4 separate regions of the Homo sapiens genome follow, and all the other regions are linked to region 4. A link is a contact called in ENCODE Hi-C or POLR2A ChIA-PET data. All regions are on one chromosome and are shown on one strand. Each heading gives the region's core, a stretch centred on a gene start or an enhancer-like site at or near the end of the contact. The rest is flanking DNA. Distances are from core to core; before and after follow the strand shown. Region 1 holds the start of SMARCD3 (SWI/SNF related BAF chromatin remodeling complex subunit D3). Region 2 holds the start of XRCC2 (X-ray repair cross complementing 2). Region 3 holds the start of ABCF2-H2BK1 (ABCF2-H2BK1 readthrough). Region 4 holds the start of PRKAG2-AS1 (PRKAG2 antisense RNA 1).

Evidence for each region. Hi-C counts contacts between places; a loop is a spot of excess contacts on that map. ChIA-PET counts read pairs that join two places held with the same protein, here RNA polymerase II (POLR2A). Pooled maps may share reads with other maps.
Region 1: a map of CD8-positive, alpha-beta T cell shows a loop between it and region 4 (4-fold over the local background). The contact joins the promoter of SMARCD3 here to the promoter of PRKAG2-AS1 in region 4. A Hi-C loop is called at or near these places in 3 of 168 maps with a recorded cell type or tissue (CD8-positive, alpha-beta T cell, ascending aorta and naive thymus-derived CD4-positive, alpha-beta T cell) and 9 of 50 pooled maps.
Region 2: a loop to region 4 is called in a map of CD4-positive, alpha-beta T cell, with 2.7 times the contacts of the local background. The contact joins the promoter of XRCC2 here to the promoter of PRKAG2-AS1 in region 4. A Hi-C loop is called at or near these places in 2 of 168 maps with a recorded cell type or tissue (CD4-positive, alpha-beta T cell and CD4-positive, alpha-beta memory T cell) and 14 of 50 pooled maps. POLR2A ChIA-PET finds 5 or more read pairs at or near these places in 1 of 52 experiments (H1).
Region 3: a loop to region 4 is called in a map of CD4-positive, alpha-beta memory T cell, with 21 times the contacts of the local background. The contact joins the promoter of ABCF2-H2BK1 here to the promoter of PRKAG2-AS1 in region 4. A Hi-C loop is called at or near these places in 2 of 168 maps with a recorded cell type or tissue (CD4-positive, alpha-beta memory T cell and naive thymus-derived CD4-positive, alpha-beta T cell) and 10 of 50 pooled maps.

Annotation. Positions count from the first base shown.
Region 1 is chr7:151,246,583-151,251,473 of GRCh38, reverse strand. It overlaps SMARCD3 (SWI/SNF related BAF chromatin remodeling complex subunit D3), which reads left to right and starts at 2,780. Exons shown (of 13, transcript NM_001003801.2): 1 at 2,780-2,989. The coding sequence starts at 2,912. RefSeq lists silencers at 2,120-2,209, 4,257-4,551 and an enhancer at 4,539-4,891.
Region 2 is chr7:152,674,570-152,678,955 of GRCh38, reverse strand. XRCC2 (X-ray repair cross complementing 2) reads left to right here and starts at 2,815. Exons shown (of 3, transcript NM_005431.2): 1 at 2,815-2,915. The coding sequence starts at 2,877. RefSeq lists silencers at 2,569-3,038, 3,339-3,428 and an enhancer at 2,494-3,338.
Region 3 is chr7:151,224,663-151,229,618 of GRCh38, reverse strand. ABCF2-H2BK1 (ABCF2-H2BK1 readthrough) reads left to right here and starts at 2,414. Exons shown (of 17, transcript NR_160983.1): 1 at 2,414-2,456; 2 at 3,119-3,314; 3 at 4,631-4,843. It overlaps ABCF2 (ATP binding cassette subfamily F member 2), which reads left to right and starts at 2,414. Exons shown (of 15, transcript NM_007189.3): 1 at 2,414-2,456; 2 at 3,119-3,314; 3 at 4,631-4,843. The coding sequence starts at 3,161. RefSeq lists enhancers at 2,238-2,317, 2,428-2,477 and a silencer at 2,578-2,637.
Region 4 is chr7:151,874,277-151,879,042 of GRCh38, reverse strand. PRKAG2-AS1 (PRKAG2 antisense RNA 1) reads right to left here and starts at 2,001. Exons shown (of 3, transcript NR_038926.1): 1 at 1,903-2,001; 2 at 1,177-1,206; 3 at 1-481. PRKAG2 (protein kinase AMP-activated non-catalytic subunit gamma 2) reads left to right here and starts at 1,928. Exons shown (of 16, transcript NM_016203.4): 1 at 1,928-2,536. The coding sequence starts at 2,423. RefSeq lists silencers at 1,434-1,863, 2,626-2,675, 2,736-2,875 and an enhancer at 3,066-3,185.

The sequences.
Region 1 (4,891 bases), core at 1,531-4,030, 630 kb after region 4:
CCCACCTAAAAGCAGTACGCAAATGTGTCTGGGCCTGCCTTGTGAATGGGGCCCACCACGGGATGTGGAGGTGCTCAAGGTGTGCCTGTGTGTGCAGAGCCATGTGGCTTCCTCGACCTTTTGGTGCTTGTATTGGTGTGCCTGCTGTGTGTGTGTTGGGAGGGTGTGTGTGCAAGGTGTATCTATTGTCTGTGTACACTTAAGGATGTCTCCCAGAGGGGTGGCTCAGGAGAGCGCTTATGTATGGACTTGGGTGAAGCTCACCAGCTCCTCCACAGGGGCTTCACCATAGCCCCTCGTCTAACTACCTCCCGCAACCTCTTCCACCACCAAGACCAAGCCCGGGATCTCCCAGGCCCTGCCTCAAACTTCCCAGCTACCCAAACTGGAGTGCCCAGCATCTCCTCTGCTGTCTTCTTTTCCCAAAAGGTCTCTCCAATAGTTGAGAACACTGAGCTTTAACAAAGCCTAGGGGTGTCTATCTCCAACCCCCAGAACCTCCAAGGCCTGTGGTTTCCCATGCCCCTGCTAGACGCACCCATGGTGGGTGGGGGTGCCCATGGTAACTCACACCATCAGGTAAATGGCAGAGTACCAGCTCCATGCATTGGCTCATTAAGCTTTGCAAGCATCAGGTATCTGGGGTACTGTTGAGTTCCTGTGCCCAGGCATGGAGGAAGAGTGGGAGTTAAAGATCAGTCTCTGACCTTATGGGGACCTTAGCCTCTCTGGGAAAGCAAAGCTAATGTCCTTGAAGCACAGTGCACGTCAGGCCAGTCCAATGCCAATTCATGGTGCTGGGTAGATGGCAATGAGCATTTGGAGAAGAGAAAAATCTTTGCATACAAGTAGGACGAAGGAAGGCTTCCTGGAGGAAGTGGGGCCTGGGCTGGGCTTTAAAGAATAGGTGTGATTTGGACAAGCAGAGGGAAGGCAGAGGGCAGGCAAAGGGCATTCCAGGTAAAAGAATCGGGGGCAGGGGCTAAGAAATGGGAGTGAGCGGGGATTCTGGAGGTTAGCAGGCAGACTGGGCAAGTCACTTCCCCAGGTTCCCAGCAGCATGACCTATGGCAGACAGAGGCAGGCCACCCACCCATCCCCACCGTGTCAGGGCCCAGGCTCTGTGTGTGGGGGTGTGTGGGGGGTAGTCTAGGCTAAAGCCCTGGGAGAGATTTGGTAGCAAGGGGATCTCTAGGTCCCCTTTCAAGCTAGGGGTGGTGGAGGAGCAACCTGGACCAGATGTCCTCCCTGACATTTCAGATTGACAGTGGGCACCTAAATGAACAGTGACAGCCAAGAGCACAACCAGGGCCAGCAGAAATCAGGCTGCAGGCAGAAAGGACCCCCTGGGCAAAGGCATTCTGAAGGGTTTAGGGTCAGTACCCTTCAGTCTTCAGGGCCCAACTTCAAGTAAGTGTTTCAACAAACTCCCCTAGGCACTAGGCTATGGTCCTGCCCTCACCTGGATTCTCACAGTGAGGCCCCAGCAGACCCCCAAACTTGACCCAAGGGCCTTGTTCCAAAGCCCACGGCTCCTCCCCAAGAAGGAGAAAAAAGGGGCGTGGCCTTTGGGGACCTGGGTAGGCCCAGGACTCCCTGCCTGGGTATGTCAGGATTTGCCCCTCCTCCTTCCGGTCCCTCCTCCACTCCAGGGACTGCCAACTCCTTCCACACGCCCCTTCTGGGGCTCCCTTGCCACCCCACGCCACACCCCAGCCTCAAGACCCCTCTCTTTGGGGTCTTGAGGCCGGCCCAATATACCCACTATACCCAGCCCAGCTGCCCCAACTCCTCTGGGTCCCCTAACCCCACTCCACCCCCACCCCAAGGAAACCAAGCCCAGCTTGCCTCGTTCTCTCCACGCACCCACCCGAGCACCCCCCTGGCGCTGCGCCATTCCCCACATTCATTCTCTTCCTGTTCTCATGAGCACAATCCCTGTCCCTCTTTCTGAAATACTTCCCCTATTGCCCTCACTTTCTCACAGAGCGGCAAACAAAGACTCACATACCCAGAAATAGCCTCTCACAGAGCTGAAAGGCACAGGCCATGTCCTGCCACACACGCAGGCGCGCGCGCACGGAGGCTGTCGTGGAGGGAGGCACACATACAGGGCGTCTGTCTGCACGCACATAAGCTGCCACGCCACAAAAGGGCGCGGACACACACGGCGTGTGAGACAAGGGCACACACAGCAGTGGACGCAGGGCCACGCCGCCGCCCGGGCACACCCACCGCCGCCGGCCCCGGGCAGGCGCGAGGCCTCGCGGGCCGGGCTCCCCCGGTTCCTGCCAGCGAATGTTTCCCTGCTCGGCCTGCCAGGTCTCTGGGGAAAGGGCCTCAGAAATGCAGCAGGAGCCGCTGGGGGAAAAGTTGGAACTGACTGTTCCCTGCCTGGCGCGGCCGGCGAATTCCCTGACGGAGAAACTATTTGTGGCGAGAGCCGGTGGCCGGCGACCCCCCGCCGCCTCCCCTGGCGTCCCCTCCCCGCGCCGCCTCCCGCGGGCCTCGGCGGCTTCGGGCTGCAGCACTGCTGCCCAGCGCCCGCGGCCGGGCTGGTCGGCGCGCCTCGCCGCTTATCTGCGCTGTTTGGACAGCGGGCTTGGAAAGGCAGGCGGCCCCGTCCCCGCCGAGTCAACAGGCAGACCCCGGGCCGCCGGACTATTTCTGTCTTATCAGTGCAGGAATGCGGCAGCCGCGGCGGCGGCGGCGGCGGCGGGCGGGCGGCGGCGGCGTGGGCCGTGGGCCGTCAGGGCAGCCCTGAAGGGGCCCCCTCCCCACTCCGCTCGAGTAGAAGTGTGAGAGAGCCCAGCAGGACTCAGAGGGGAGAGTTGGAGGAAAAAAAAAGGCAGAAAAGGGAAAGAAAGAGGAAGAGAGAGAGAGAGTGAGAGGAGCCGCTGAGCCCACCCCGATGGCCGCGGACGAAGTTGCCGGAGGGGCGCGCAAAGCCACGAAAAGCAAACTTTTTGAGTTTCTGGTCCATGGGGTGGTGAGTGGGGGAAAGTTAGCGGGGGAGGGCAAGCGAGCTGGCTCGGGCTGAATGGAGGGCTGATCGGGAGGGGCCGGGAGGGCGCTCCCGCTCTCCCACCCCTCTAGTGGGGGGCGTCATGGCCCACGGCCCGGCCGCGGGACTGTGCTGGCGCCCTGGCACCCGAACACGTCGCCAGGCGGCCGGCCGGGTCTGACGCGAGGCGGGGAAGGGAGGCGTTTGCATGGCTCTTGTCAGGGGCGGGGGTGGGACTTGGGGACTCTACCCCCCAAGTAGGGGGTCCTCGCTGTAGCCGACAGGTTGACTTTCGTTCTTTTCCTTGTGGGCCCAGGTGTTGCCCCTGCCCTGGGGGTGGGGGTGGGGGATGGGGACATGGCAGAGGCTGGGCTGGGCTGTCTGTTCATCCGTTGGGACAGTGTCACTGCTTGTGTCTCCGGAGCAAGGAGCAGGTGACCCTGGAGGCACTGTAGCGGGAAGCTCGCAGGCTGAGCCACCTCTGCATCCCAGCGGGAGGGCTCTGGAGCTTCTGCCTTAGGGTGGGGGAGAGGACCGCTCTAGGGACTTAGCCCAAGTTAGGGGCTCTGAGGGTCTCCTTGGCGGACTCAGCCACCAGAAGCTGATGTCCTTAACTCCTCGAACATGTGAAGGAAGGGGCTGGAGTTGGGGACATGAGGCCTAGAGACCGAAGGGACAGGGGAGCACTGTCCTGCCACAGGCAGGCTGTGAAGGCACGTGGGAGCCCGGGAGGCTGGAGCTGAGTCAGTAGGGCCCGGCTGGGAGGGGTATGGAGGGGTGGGGAATGGGAGAAGCAGGGGCTGCGACTCTTGGGATGGGTGAGGGAGTGGAGGCCCTGTGTAGAGGAAGCTGTCGGGTTTACTATGGCCAAATTTGGTTGTGACCCCAAGGAAGACACCCTCTCAGTAAGGCCAGAGTCCCTAGGATTTTGGCCTTTCATGGGGATGGGGCTGGTGGCGGGCACAGCTCTCTGGGGGCTCTGAAAGCCTCCCTCTCAGGGCCTCTTCAGCAGATGGGCCAGTATCCCTGGCCTTGATAACTGGGGAGAGCAGCTGACAGGAAGAGGGGGACTCCCTGGAGTGGCCTGTCCTCCAGCCCCAGGGACCCCTGGGGGTAACTTCCCAAGGTGTCCATGTCAGCTAGCTGAGTTACCAGTCCTAACCTGGCTGCTGGTGGGAGCCCCTTTAAAAAGGCCCATCTAGTGGGGAGAGGCTGTACACGTGGACTGTTTTTTTAATCTGGTCAACTTACAGCTTCAGTTCTTGAGTGGCTGTGAGCCCCAGTGCCCCACCTAGCTGGTGGCCAGGCCTGGGCTCCATTCTGGGCTGCTACCCTGGAGGCCTGAGTGACAGGGTCAGGTGGGGTGAGGGAAGCAGACACATGGACAGGCAGGTTTCACTGCAGGAGAGATAGGCAGAGACAGCTGCTGACCGAGGGTGGGAGGACATTAGGGTTAGACACAGAGCCTGGAGGACCAGGAGGGAGAGGTAGCAGTTGGAAGGAAAACAGCAAGCCCAAGGGGGCCCCTCCTCATGCCTGGGGGTGAGGTGGGTGGTGTGTCCATGTTAACAGTGCCAGGGTCTGCATCCCCTGCCCTCTGATCTTCTTCCTGCTTTCGTGGTCCCAGTCCCCATCCCACCCCGCTCTTTCTGTTTCACAGCCCCTGAAACTCTCTCTGGCCCTCCCCATCTCCCTTCTGGAGTCTGGACAAGTGGGGTTTGGAACACTTCGCTCGATGCATTTGCATCTCATTTACACCCCATCTGACCACCCAGGGGTAGTGGCAAGGGAGGAGGAGCCGCCTCCTCTCAGTCTCCACAGCCCCCATGAACCCTGACTGCTGACCTCACTGGGGTGGGGATGGGAAGAGGAGGAGGTGGCTGCTGA
Region 2 (4,386 bases), core at 1,566-4,065, 800 kb before region 4:
CAGAAAAAAAAGAAAAAAAAAATTGGAGCTATCAAAAAAAGTTACACATAGGGAAGTGTCCCTCACCCCATCTCTTTTACCCTATTTTCATCCTCCATTTTTTCCAACCTATTTTTATCTACCCTCCGTAGATAAAGAATCCTCTTTGCTTCTCATGTATTCTTCCTGTGTTTCTTTTTACCCAAATGAGCAGAGACATGTGTATCTTTTTCTTTCCCCTCCCTTGTTACAAGAAAGCTAGCAAACTGTAGACACCCCTTCCTCTTTGCCTTTTTCACTTAACACTATATCCTGGAAATCATTCCTTACAGATGCATAGAGATCTTGGCCATTCTTTGTTGCAGCTGCATAGTGCTCCATTTTGTGGCAGTGCCGTATTGTTTTCAACCACTCTCCTATGTATAAACATTTAGGCCATTTCCAAGATTTTGCAATTACAAACCATGCTGCAATATGCTTTTTTTGCATACACGTTTTTGCAATGTTGGAAGTATGACTTCAAGCTAAATTCTTAGAAGTAGGATTGCTGAGTGAAAAAGTTAATAAATGCGTCATTTTGTTAGATAGTGCCAAAATCGGCCAGGTGCAGTGGCTCATGCCTGTAATCCCAGCACTTTAGGAGGCAGGAGGATCACTTGAGCCCAGGAGTTGTAAACCAGCCTAGGCAACATGGCGAAACCCCATCTCTATTAATTAAAAAAAAAAAAAAAAAGATATTGCCAAATTCCTTTCCAAAAAGACCGTATGTTTTCATGCCTACCAGCAGTTTGTGAGAGCGCTTCAAGTATCCTTTTAAACGAGAAGTGATGTTTCCGGAGCATTAAAACTGAAGTGATTTCAAAACCATGTTGCACTCACACGAACAGGTGTGCACTTAATGGACTAAACTAGTTCAGCTGACATGTCTTCTTCATTAGGAACAGTGTGGAGACTGAAAAACTAATTTAGCCTAGAGCAGCTATTTAATTGTAAAGTCTCCTTTCTCAAATATTGATTTACTATGTGAGGAAATATTTACTTTGTATAGAAGTGTGTGGAATTGGACGAGGGGGTTGACCTACACATGTGGTTTGGTATACACATATCCTCATTACAGAGGGTGTAATGAAGATATAGGTGGTTCAGCACCATAGGAAAGGGAAAAAAGAAAAAAAAAAGACGGTAGAGGTGGCCTCCCAAGCATCCACTCCCACTCCTCTTGTTAATGATTCACAATTTGTTGTTATTGTTGTCATTTACTGTTCTCCACACCTTTCCACAAGGCCTGTGTGCTTTGAAAAAATATGTCTCTACTCCGGATAGAAGTGGGGCACACAGGGCCAGGCGCGGTGGCTCACGCCTGTAATCCCAGCACTTTGGGAGGCCGAGGCAGGCAGATCACAAGGTCAGGAGTTCGAGATCAGCCTGGCCAATATGGTGAAACCCCATCTCTACTAAAAATACAAAAATTAGCCTGGCGTGGTGGCACGTGCCTGTAGTCCCAGATACTTGGGAGGCTGAGGCAGAAGAATCACTTGAACCCGGGAGGCAGAGGTTGCAGTGAGCCGAGATGGTACCACTGCACTCCAGCCTGGGCGAGAGTGCAATGAGACTCCGTCTCCAAAAAAAAAAAAAAAAAGAAAAAAAGAAAAGTAAGTGGGGCACACGATTCAGGCCTAAGCTAACCAGACCAACCTCATTCCTGATGGTTGTTAATGTTTCAGATACGGGCCCGCAGCCCTACGTAGAGAAGAGGCCAAGGTAGAAAACATGAATCTGAGGTAAAAAGAAATGAGGTACTTGTTTGCCTCATCAAGCCTCTCAATTAAACTAACCTTGAAGCCTGTCTTACCTTTGGACTTCTAGTGATGTCACCCGGTAAAGCCCATTTGTTTCAGGACGTAAGAGTTGGGTTTTCTGTGACTTGGAACCAAAACCATTCCAATTTACAAAATGAGCAACTTTAATATTACCCATGAGAAATACTTCATTGGTATATGCTCTTTCCTAGCGTTTTTGAAAACTAAACTAGGTGGGTGAAAAGTATATCTTTGCATGAAACTTTTTCATTCCAGAAAACATTTTGTCATCTTGATAATAATGGCCAATGCTACTATATCCAAATTTTTGTCTTTTTTTTTTTTTGAGACAGAGTCTCGCTCTGCCGCTCAGGTGTGATGGCGCGATCTCGGCTCACTGCAACCTCTGCCTCCCTGGTTCAAGCGATTCTCCTGCCTCAGCCTCCCTGAGTAGCTGGGATTACAGGCATGCGCCACCACACCTGGCTAATTTTTGTATTTTTACTGTAGACGGGGTTTCACCATTTTGGCCAGGCTGGTCTCGAACTCCCGACTTCCAGTGATCCTCCTGCCTACCTCAAAAAGCAACTTGATAAATCCACAGGCTCGGTATATTTTAAAAATTCTTTTAAATACAGTATACTTTTCTCTTTTTTTCCAGAATTAACCATGAATCGCACACACAGCCAGAGGCTTTTAACCCGAGAACGGACAAAGGGGCCTGCTTGTGCAATACAATTATTTTTAATGGTTAAACAAATTAATACATAAGACCAGCTTTACCTAATATAATAATAACGAACCAAAGTTTACAACAGACAAGAAAAGCACCAGCTGTCCCCGCCACCCCGGAGCGATCTCCAAGGGGACGCGGGAGAGCGCCGCGGGGGACGCGGAAGTCTGACGTCACAGGAACTGGGGGCGGGGCGGGGAGGCCCGCACACCCTATTGCGCATGCTCCCGCCTCCCCGGCCGCGGCCTGGCGCAGTGCGCACGCGCGCGGGTGGGCGGGTTTGACTGGCCGTAGAGTCTGCGCAGTTGGTGAATGGCGTTGGTGGCGGGAAAGTTGAGTCTCTCCTGCGCCGAGCCTTCGGGGCGATGTGTAGTGCCTTCCATAGGGCTGAGTCTGGGACCGAGGTGAGAGCCGCCGGGTTGGGAGTGAGGGAGATGGGAACAAGGCCGCCGGTGGGCGAGGGGAGCCGAGGGAACCCGGGGGATTGGGAGGCTTGGGGCGGCGCGGCCTGGCCGGGCTGGGACCGGCCTCTCGGCCTAGACGCCCGCGATGCTGGCACCCTCTGCCACCTCTCACCTGGGCCCCAGGGGTCCGCCCCTGGGCAGCCTGGAGTCCTCCGAGGTGGGAGGACCGGGCGGAGGTGGAGGAAGTCTTTCTTTGGAAGACTTGCTGCCTGCCCAGATCGATATAACATACGAGGTCTCTCCTCCCAAGAGTTATGGTCTAAAAACCCCTCACAAATTAACTACCGTTGGAAATGTCAAGCTATGCAAGAAAAGCTAGAAAAGGGGAGGGGTCGCCCGTTGGAGCATTTGGAGCTTTTCTGGAACAGGTGGTGTTTGCGGAGGTTGCCTCACCTCCCTGTAGCCCACGTGTCTCTGCTTAGGGCAGCTGGCCCTCGCCACCCCCTAGTATTCGTTTCCAGCCCAGGTAGCTCCAGAGCCACACAAGCCGGTGGATGCCCCTCAAGAATTGAACCAAGTGTCCAGCACTTACTGTGTGTCAACTACGTGTTAAGGGATAGGAGTAAGCAACAAAAGACATAACTTCTGCCATTAAAGAACTAGTAAGGGAGGCTGCTGTAAGAATTACAGTATTGCACAAAAGTTTGTTGTCCATTAGAGGGGCGGGCATCATGGAAGATGCAGGAGGAGATGACTGAAGTTTCAAGGACCATTTGAAATGGTTTGGCAAGGAGAGGATGACATTCAGAGCGGAGACAGTCGGGAGTACATGGATTCTGAATTAAGCAAGAGCATGGCTAATTTAGATAACTGCAAGTATTTCTGTAAAATTGGAACAAAGGGAGTGAGGGACAATAGGTTGGGAAGTAAGCGCTGAGCAGTGGGCAGGGTATGAAGGATCTTTTATGCAGATGAGAGAGGAAGCAATCTCAAAAGAGTCAGCAAACATTTTTGTGGAGGGCCATGTGGTAAATATTTAGGCTTTGCAGGCCATGCCGTTTCTGTCACAGCCACTCAACTCTGCTGTTCTAATGGGAAGGCAGTCATAGATAAATAAAGGCACATGGCAGCGTTCCAATAAAGCTTTGTTTTTTGGATTTAGCCTGCTGGCCATAGTTTGATAATCCCTGTTCCTAAAGAGTAGAACCACTGCTTAGTATAAGAACGGCTACAGTTATAAACCATAGATATATATATATTTAAAAATATATTTATATATAATATATATTTAAAAATATATTTATATATAATATATATTTAAAAATATATTATATAAATATATATTTAAAAATATATTTATAATATAGATTATATAGAAAGTATATAATACATATAAACATATTTTTTATATATAAATATATATTTTTTTGAGATGAACTCTCGCTCTGTTGCCCAGGCTGGAGTGCAATGG
Region 3 (4,956 bases), core at 1,165-3,664, 650 kb after region 4:
AACCACACATTTTTAAACGAGGCTGGGAAAGGAGAAGCATATTTCTCCCAGGAGGCACAGGCGCTTGAATCTGTTTCTTTGTTGTGTTTTGTTTTTTGAGACAGGGTCTTGCTCTGTTGCCCAGGTAGGAGCGCAGTGGTACGATCTCAGCTTGCTGCAGCCTTGACCTTCTGGGTAACTGGGACCGCAGCGATGCGCTACCACGCCCGGCTAATTTTTGTATTTTTTTTAATAGAGATAGGACTTCGCCATGTTGCCAAGGCTGGTCTTGAACTCCTGAGCTCAAAAGATCCACCTGCCTCCACCTCCCAAAGTGCTGGGAATACAGTCATGAGCCACCACACTCAGCCAAATGAGTGCTTTTTATGTGATCCACAATCATAAATAACTTTTTTTTTTTTTTGAGATGGAGTCTCGCTCTGTTGCCCAGGCTGGAGTGCAGTGGCGTGATCTCGGCTCACTCCAAGTTCCACTTCCCAGGTTCACGACATTCTCCTGCCTCAGCCTCCCGAGTAGCTGGGACTACAGGTGCCCGCCACCATGCCTGGCTAATTTTTTGTATTTTTAGTAGAGACGGGGTTTTACCGTGTTAGCCAGGATGGTCTCGATCTCCTGACCTCGTGATCCGCTGGCCTCGGCCTCCCAAAGTGCTGGGATTACAGGCGTGAGCCACCGTGCCCGGCCCATAAATAACTCTTTTGCTTCATACAGAAGGGTTTTACAGTCATTTAACTGTATTCTTTTTGTAACTATATTCCCATTTTACAGAGGAGAACATGTACTTTGCCCAAGGCCACACAATGAAGCATAGAACTGGGGTTATGCTCTTAATTATGCTATGCCAAGTGAGGTCTCCACCTAGGTACCCCAGCAACACACGAAAGTCACTTCGTTTAGGGCACTTAATTTCATGGTGTCAAGGTCTGTTTTTTTTGTTTTTTGTTTTTTTAGAGACAGGGTCTAGTTTTGTCACCCAGTCTGGAGTGCAGTGGTTTGATTATAGCTCACTGCAGCCTTGAACTCCTGGGCTGAAATGATCCTCCCACTACGGCCTTCCAAAGTGCTTGGATTACAGGTGTGAGCCACCACACCCGGCTTGTTTACTTTTCACATGTTCCTTCTTTATTATGAGCTCCCTGAGGTCAGGGAGTGACTTTGCACCATTGCAACTCCAGCACATATATCTGAGCCTGACAGATAGTAGGCACTTCGTTGGTGGAGGATATTCTAGGAAAATGTATGTTCAAAGGCATGCAGGTGTAAAATAGCACGCTTAATCTCCGAACTATTTAAGTAGGTAAGTTCTACTGAAGTATGAGTTTGAGAAGAAAAACTAATTCTCATTGTTTGAGTCACGGACTGTGGGCGAAAAGGTGCCACATTTGGAGAATATGCTCAAAGGGAGCAATAGCTTCCTTTGCTGCCCCAAACGTCACTGATGGTGAGGCTTCTGCTGCACAGGAGCCTGGAGAAGTAACAAAGATCACAAAGGGCCTGCCTTGTACTTGAGGCTAAACATTTGGAGTTTACAATGTAGGTAATGTGAAGTCCTTGAGAGATTGTATTTATTTTTAAACCATCCAGCCCAAAATGTCATGTGAGAGATTTTAAACAGTGAGACTCAAAGGGAAAGTAACGGGCCCGGTAGCATGGCTAACTAATAATAAAACAAATCTCAGCCAAGGGGCCTTTTTATCTCGGGGCCCTTTCCACCAAACTTGCATGGCTTCAGTGGAAACCTAACAATGCGGCAGCGGGGAGGCTAAGCGGCCGAGGTTCCAAAACAACGTCTGGCACCTTCTAAAAGTTTAACAATGAACCAGCCTCTAAAATTAAGGTTTAATGAAACCAAGGCGCTTTCTTTCGTGAAGGAATTCCGTTGGCAACATCTTTGCAGCGATGCCCCGCTTTCTGGAACCCCTCCCTGCCCAGCGCCCCCTTCATTTTAGTCCTCCCCTCACGCTCCCACCTCTCCTCTCCCATTGTTTCGATCTACTCCCGCTGAGGCAAGCTGGGAAGTGTAGTTGCACGCCCTGCTGCCTGAGTCGGTTAGGTAGCTCTAAAAACTCGTAACTCCACAACAGCTCAATGGATTTTCGAGAGGTGGGGTAAAGCCTGAAGGCTCAGCCGGTTTATCCAACGAGCAATCTGGGATTTGCAGTTTCCAGCGCCCGAAGTGCGCCCGCTAGCAGAGAGCTCTTGGACTCTAATCCCGCCCCCTCCCCGAGCCTCGCGCATCCTGATGGCGTCACGCGGCCCCGCGAGGTCTGTGGGATACATAGTAGTCCTCAAGGCGGGTCTCACTCTTGGCCGCTGCAACTTGAGGACTACACTTCCAAGGAGGCAGCGCGGCGCGCCGAGAACCACCCGAGGCCGTGATTGGCTGGTGAGCCGGCCGCACGCGGAGGATCCTAAGGAGCAGCTCTGTTGCGACATAGGCCGAGCAGCGAGGCCCAGTGAGTTAGGGGAAGGGGAGCTGTAGGGAGAGGGTCCCCGCCGGTGAGGGGGAAAGAGAATTAGAAGAGGAAGCAGGGACGGGGTTTGGATGGAGGGCTCTGCGAGGGGGAAGATAGGGCTAAGGGAGAGAAGCTGACGGGCGGGGTGGGGGAGGACCCGGGGGTGACGAGCGTGGAGACTCGGAGGGGACTCACGCGGGCGAGGACGAGTGCGTCCCGGCAAGAGGCTGGGCTCGACGGCCGGGTGATGTGGAGAGGGACGATCGAGAAGAGGCCCGAGACGGACGGGAGGAGGAAGCCCGGAAAGTGAGGCGGCTAGCTGAGTGCGGAGCGCCAAGTTGTAGGGAAACCGGAGACGGAGACCTCCGCTGAGGGGCAGAACCTGGTCCCCAGCCGGAGGCCCTGAAAGAAGGAGCGTTTCCAAAGTGAGGCAGTCCGTGGGGGACTGGTGCCTGTGGGAAGAGATGTTAAGATTAGAAGAGCCGCTGAGAATCGGCATTGGTTTGGGATACCCTGACCAAGTTGGAACAGACGAGGCGGGGGCAGGCCAGGGCATCAGAGGCTTGATGTTGATACGAAGATTCCTGAGAGGGATGGAGCAGGGCCCAGGCATTCTTACTAGTAAGTTTAGGGTTTGGGGGTATCTGTTTGCCTTCCTTCAGGCTCCCTGAAACAACAGTAACCTACCCCTGTGGGTCATCATCATGCCCTCCGACCTGGCCAAGAAGAAGGCAGCCAAAAAGAAGGAGGCTGCCAAAGCTCGACAGCGGCCCAGAAAAGGACATGAAGAAAATGGAGATGTTGTCACAGAACCACAGGTGGCAGAGAAGAATGAGGCCAATGGCAGAGAGACCACAGGTGAATTGAGGGAGGGGTGAGTTGGGGATGGTTGCTAAGACTTAATGCATGCCCCAGCCAGAGTTGGAATCTTGATGCTGGGGGTAGTGGAGAATGTATCTGGTGTCATGCAACTTTTCATGATGAATCAAATCAGTAGAGTTGGAATTCGTGCCACCCTGTCATTGCGCAAGGAAGCCGAAGACGAGGTTCTCACATACTCAGTGGCAAGCGGATGTGAGAGTTGCTGAGCTGCCTTGCTGCTCTATTAGATTGTGAGGAGGGGATCAGTTCCCTGCCCCTTTCTCAGTTTCCATTTCTATGCATGGTGACCAATGTGCCAGGTTCTTTGCTACATTATACAATAAGCTTGTCCTCTCACTGGTGTAGTGGCTCTACCTACAAGAGAGTAACTTATGAGTTGATTTATGGGGTTTTTCCTGGGAGAGAGCTCCCTTTCTGTTATTTATATTTTGGGAAATATTTATTATTTCTCAAGTGCTAGACATGGTGCTATACACTGAGGCACTACCGTCTTCCCTCCAAAAACTTACCGTCTAGACTGGGAAACATGGCCATATGCGGTAAAGACTATTCCAGGCCCTTGGCAGTCCAATCCCAGCCCTCTTCCCTGCCCCCTGAAAACTCCCTAAACAGCCTTCTGCTCCATCCAGACTATTTATTATCTCTTGGATAGTCACCACATCTCTGTCCTTTCACACACTGAATTATAATACCATCATGTTTTTGCTAGCTACATTTGACATTTCTGTCAAGGCCCAGCTCAAGATAATGAAGCGTCTCTCAGTCAAACCTGACCACAGTATTTCCATTCTCTATACCCTTTTGCTGTCTTTTAGTGTTACTTACCTTTTTATGTTGTATCTCCTGTTTCTTTGTCTAAATTGTTTCATCTTTGAGTGCAAGGACCCTGTCTTGGGTTTTTTTTATGACTTGCTTCTCAGGTAGACACTAAGTAAATGTTTGAAGAGGAAAGGAGAATTAGTCTGCAAGTTGTAACAGATAGGCGTTCAGAAAAGGGGGACTTAGAAAGCAATTAGAAAGAGCAATAAAGTCAGGCTGTGGGGAAGTTTTATTCCTGGCCACAGTAGTGGAGGACAGAAGTTAAGAGTGATGGGAGTAAGTAAACAGATATGGGAGGACAAAACAAAGGAAAGCAGGGTGTCGGGGCAGCTCTGTGTCATTGTGCACTCTGTAAAGTTTGGGAAACATCTGAGTGCTCAGCAGGATTGGAGCCTGGTCCTTCAGGACGTTGACCTTTGTGGAGAGCCGAGTCTGTCTCACGCCATCTTCCCAAACTGCTTTTCTATCCGCAGAAGTAGATTTGCTGACCAAGGAGCTAGAGGACTTTGAGATGAAGAAAGCTGCTGCTCGAGCTGTCACTGGCGTCCTGGCCTCTCACCCCAACAGTACTGATGTTCACATCATCAACCTCTCACTTACCTTTCATGGTCAAGAGCTGCTCAGTGACACCAAACTGGAATTAAACTCAGGCCGTCGTTATGGCCTCATTGGTTTAAATGGAATTGGTGAGGCCTTGGAAGGGGAGGTGGGAGGTATCTCTCCTTAGCTCATCTGTCACTCACAAGCATTTATTTAGCATCAACTGTGTTCAGAGCAAAGCATTTAGAATAGGGATGGG
Region 4 (4,766 bases), core at 752-3,251:
GTTTTCTCCTTCTGGGTCACCCAGTGGAATGAGGGCCCTCGCCAGGGGCTCTTCCCAGACGTCTCTTCACACCAACCGGCTTCCTTCTGATGGCCCCATTTTCCTTTAAAACCAGTTCTCATCAAATAGGGTGTTTTATGCACCCTGGCAAATGATCATTTTGACAAGGATTAAAACTGTAAGCTAAACAGATGACACAAATGACAATTGGGAATAATTTTTAGTGGGGACAGAGGCTAAATACTACCCCCTCCCCTTTTCTACTTCTAACCAATATCTTGAGCATTCAGTGGGACAATACAGTCTTGCTGGGTCTCTTGAAATCCTCTAGCAAGAAGCCAGCCAGGAGAAGACCCAGAAGTCCCACACCTGTGGGGCCAGGATGGCTGCTTGGTTGCTAAACCCAGACAGGGTCCTTCCAGTGCATCTGCCCCTGTCAGGCTCTGTCTCGAGACTGGGGATCTTCCAGGCTGGCTTCATTCTGGACCAGAGAGCAGAGGAGAAGGAGAAAGAATATAAACCCACCCCTATGAGCCAGGGAACCACCCAAGCTGTAAGGATTTTGTGCAAGCTGCTGGAACTCGGGTTGGAAAAGCCACCCGGCAAGCAGCTGAAAGGAAGGATGCTTCTCCCTGCGTGGGCGCACGCCTGCTTCCTAAGAGATGATCCTTTGGGTGGGCTGATCATGCCTCCTCCTCTGGGGAGGGAGTCCTGCGAAAGCACGCACCTCAAAAGGAGTAAAGGCCCTATGGTGTCCCCAAAGCGACCCCTGTCGCGTTCTTTCTGCGGGTGGCCTCCCTGCATTACTGATTACTCGGAGCGGCTGAGCTGACGTCAGCATTCTGGGAGCGCCAATGACCTTTGGGGTCATCACATCCTCAGAAACTAGAGCAGGAGGGGAAGCGACCCCCAAGCCAGCACTCCCCCTACTTTCCACCAGGGAGCCGAGGTCGCGCCATCCTGGGGCGCATCTGGGGGTGGGGGACACACCAGCCCCCTCCCCCAACCCCTCTAGGGCCCTCGGCAGCAGGCGGTACTGGATGCCCACCCGGGGCTCTAAAGGACCTGGGCCGCACCGGGAACCCTCGCCCGGGTCTTCGAGCCCTCCCCTTCTCCCAATTCTTTCCGCAGTCTCAGGAGCCCCACGTTTCCCGCGGCGTGGGGACACGCACTTACCGCGGATCCACTGCGCAAACCTTGATGAACCTGAAAAAAGCAGGGTGGGGTGGGGTGGGGTGAGGGTGGGGGTGGCTAGACCCTGCTCGCACCCAGCGCCACGCACCGCTCTCTGGGCGGGTTCGAGTGCGCGCGCCGGGCGGGGCGGGACCCGGGGGCTGCGGTGTTTCGAGAAGCACGTGCTACTTCGCGCGCAGCGCCCCCGGAGACTGTGGGCTTCCTCGCTGCCTGGTCTACGGCAGGGCGGGCGCGGGGGCGTGTTTCAAAGGGTAGGGCACACAGTGAGACGCCGGGAGGCGGGATGGATCCGAAACCAGCTCGCAGCGAGTCCCAAGCGGCTGCGGCCGCCGCAGGGGTCTGGGCGCGGCGACGAGGGCGGCGTGGGGCGACGGGGAGCGGGACGGTGGCGCTGCACGCCGCGCACTTCCTGTTCAACACGCGCCGCCTCCCACCACCCGCGCTCCCCGAGCTTGCGTCGGTGCCAGGCCCGGCCCCTCACTGTCCCCTTGCGGTCCCCTGGGGCCGCGGCGCGGCGGGGGGCGAGGAGCGGGCGCCCTGCCCTTCTTGGCCCGCTGGACTCCGGGCGCCCCCTCCGGCGCGCAGGGCCGCGAGCGCCGCCGCCAGAACTTCTGCCAGCGGCCGCCCGTAGCCTAATTGCGCAGAGGGCTCGCCTTGCACCTCCTCTTCCCCCGCCGCCCTCCCTCTCGCCCAGAAAGGAGGACGGACCCAGCTGCAGGCTCCGAGCTGGTTTATTCTGCGGCCGAGGATTACATTTATGCACGAACGGGCTTACTGGTTCCAGATTCCCCACTTGGGCACAGGCATAGGAGGCTTGTTTTCCAAATTGCTGGTTTTAATTGCACCTGCCTTTCAGATTACCTCTGGGAATCTGTGGGAGGAGCCGAGAGGGTGGAAAATGTTTCTTAGCTTTGCAAAAGGAAGAAAACTTTGTCACCCAGCGGGAGACCTCAGCCACGAGTAACCCGGGGAGACACCAGAACCGGGACGGGCTTTGACTGATTTGCCTACGAGGGTTCCGTAGGAAAGGACGCTTGAATTCGGCGCTTCGGCGGCGGCGGCGGCCGCGCGAGTTCCCTGCTCACCCTCCCTCTCCGCGGAAGTCCCCACGAGGTGGCTTCAGGGTGTAACAGAGCGCGCGGCTCCAGTCCGAAGGCAGCGGCCGGGGGAGGGAAGGAGGGGACCGAACCCCCGAGGAGTTTCGCAGAATCAACTTCTGGTTAGAGTTATGGGAAGCGCGGTTATGGACACCAAGAAGAAAAAAGATGTTTCCAGCCCCGGCGGGAGCGGCGGCAAGAAAAATGCCAGCCAGAAGAGGCGTTCGCTGCGCGTGCACATTCCGGTGAGTCCCAGCACTCGGTCCCCTGCTCCCCAGCCCTCCTGTCGCTCCCGTCCCCGGCGCCGAAGCGGTTAACGCTGGACGCCCCGCGCGCGCCGTGCGTGCCCCTCCTGTCACTTCGGGCGGCTTGGGGAAAGGGTAGAGGGACAGGGCCCGAGCTGGGCTGGCGGAGCCGGGGCTCAATCTCTCTCTCTGCCCGCGTGCAGCCAGGGCTGGGGCTCCGCCTGGGGCGGGGGCTGGGCGGCTGCAGACTAGAGGGGGCGCCGGGCGCGGCGGGTGGGCGGCTGGGCGTAGCCCGGTATCCAGCCGGGTGCGGGTGCGGGGGGCGGTGCGTTGTGTTGTTTTGCTGAAAAGGGACGGTGTGGACTGCGCTCCGGGGAGGTGGAGCCCGCGCTCGGCTGCTGGAGACGGAGAGAGGGGAGGGGAGGGAGGAGAGGGGAGGGGCGGTGGGTGGGGAAAGCAGCGGGGCGGGGGTTGGGGGGAGCTGTGTAGCTGCGTCTTCCAATGCACCCCCTCCGCTCCAGTTTCTCTCCGGGCGTTTCTGGGCCTGGAGCGGGGGTCTCCTCTGCCGCCGTTCCCTTCCCCCGCCCCGGGAGTGTACTTTGGGTCTCTGTGGTATTTGGGGGCTCGGAGCTCCCTAATCCGTGCAGGCTGCATTGAACTTCAGCCCCGTCCGCGCCAGCCGCCCGGGAGGACATTGGCGACTCGGATCTGCCTGCGGCTTCACTTTGTCCAGCCAGAGGGGCGGCGGGCCGCGTAGTGGTTCTCTTTTCGGAAGGCGCCCCGGTAGCCCGCGGCCACTGTTCCTCGCCTCCACGTAGCGGGGTAGGGCGGTGGGAGGTGTGGCCCACTGGGTCACACCCTCCGCCTCAGCCAACCAAGTAAATGTTTGTGTACACACACACACACACACACACACACACACACACACACACACACACACACACCAGAGTGCTCCGTAGAGAAAGTTATTTTGCTCTCCCGGGGCAGGGTGGGAGTGCGCAGTGAATGGGCTGTCCGGACCCCTCATTAAAGCTAATCCTTCCCGACAGGGTCAGGCGCAGCTGGCATGGCCGAGGCAGGCCACTCACTTCCCACTGTGAATCCCAGGGCGCACTGCCCCGTGTTTGCTGAGCCACCCTTCTTTTAGACGCCCCGCTAAGGTCCTCCTGTGTAAACTCCGGCCCACACGTGCCTAACGCTTGGGTGAAGAGGGTGGAGTCCAGGGGCGGGTCTCCAGACACCTGATGCCAAGTAGCCCCACAGGGGCCCTGGGCCAGCCCTCCCTGGCTGGAAAGCTCTGGGGCTGGAAACTTGGACCCCTGGCTGCTGTGTGGCCCCCACGGTGGTGACTCGATTATGCAGGAATAAGTGTTCTATTTGAAAATGAAACATTCTTGTTTACATCTCTCATGTAAGACATTTAAAACCATGTTCGTGAGTTAAAAGTTAGATGTTGCTGCCACAAACCTCTTAAACAGTGATCACTTGAGCTAACCGTGTAACTACTGTTTCTCCCATTTGTCAAATGCAGGAAATAATACCCATTTTTCCTGCTTTATACGGATATTGAAATAAAGTAATTCATGGGAAAACTCTTTTTTATTGTTTTTTTTGTTTTGAGTCAGGGTGTCACTCTGCTCCCCAGGTGGGAATGCAGTGGTGCAATCATGGCTCACTGCAGCCTCAACCTCCCCAGGCTCAAGTGATCCTCCCACCTCAGCCTCCTGAGTAACTGGGACTACAGGCATGTGCCACCACACCCATCTAATTTATTTATTTTTTTTGTAGACATGAGGTTTTACCATGTTGCCCAAAGCTGGTCCACATGAGCTGGGCTCGAGTGACCCGCCCACCTTGACCTCTCAAAGTGCTGGGATTACAGGCGTGAGCCATCACACCCATCCCGGGAAAACTCTTGACAAGTGTAAAGTGTCCTATAAATGTATGGCTTATACATATACATATACATATACATATACATCATATACATATACATATACATCATATACATATACATCATATACATATACATCATATACATATACATATACATCATATACATATACATATACATCATATACATATACATATACATCATATACATATACATATACATCATATACATATACATCATATACATATACATATACATCATATACATATACATATACATCATATACATATACATCATATACATATACATATACATCATATACATATACATATATAT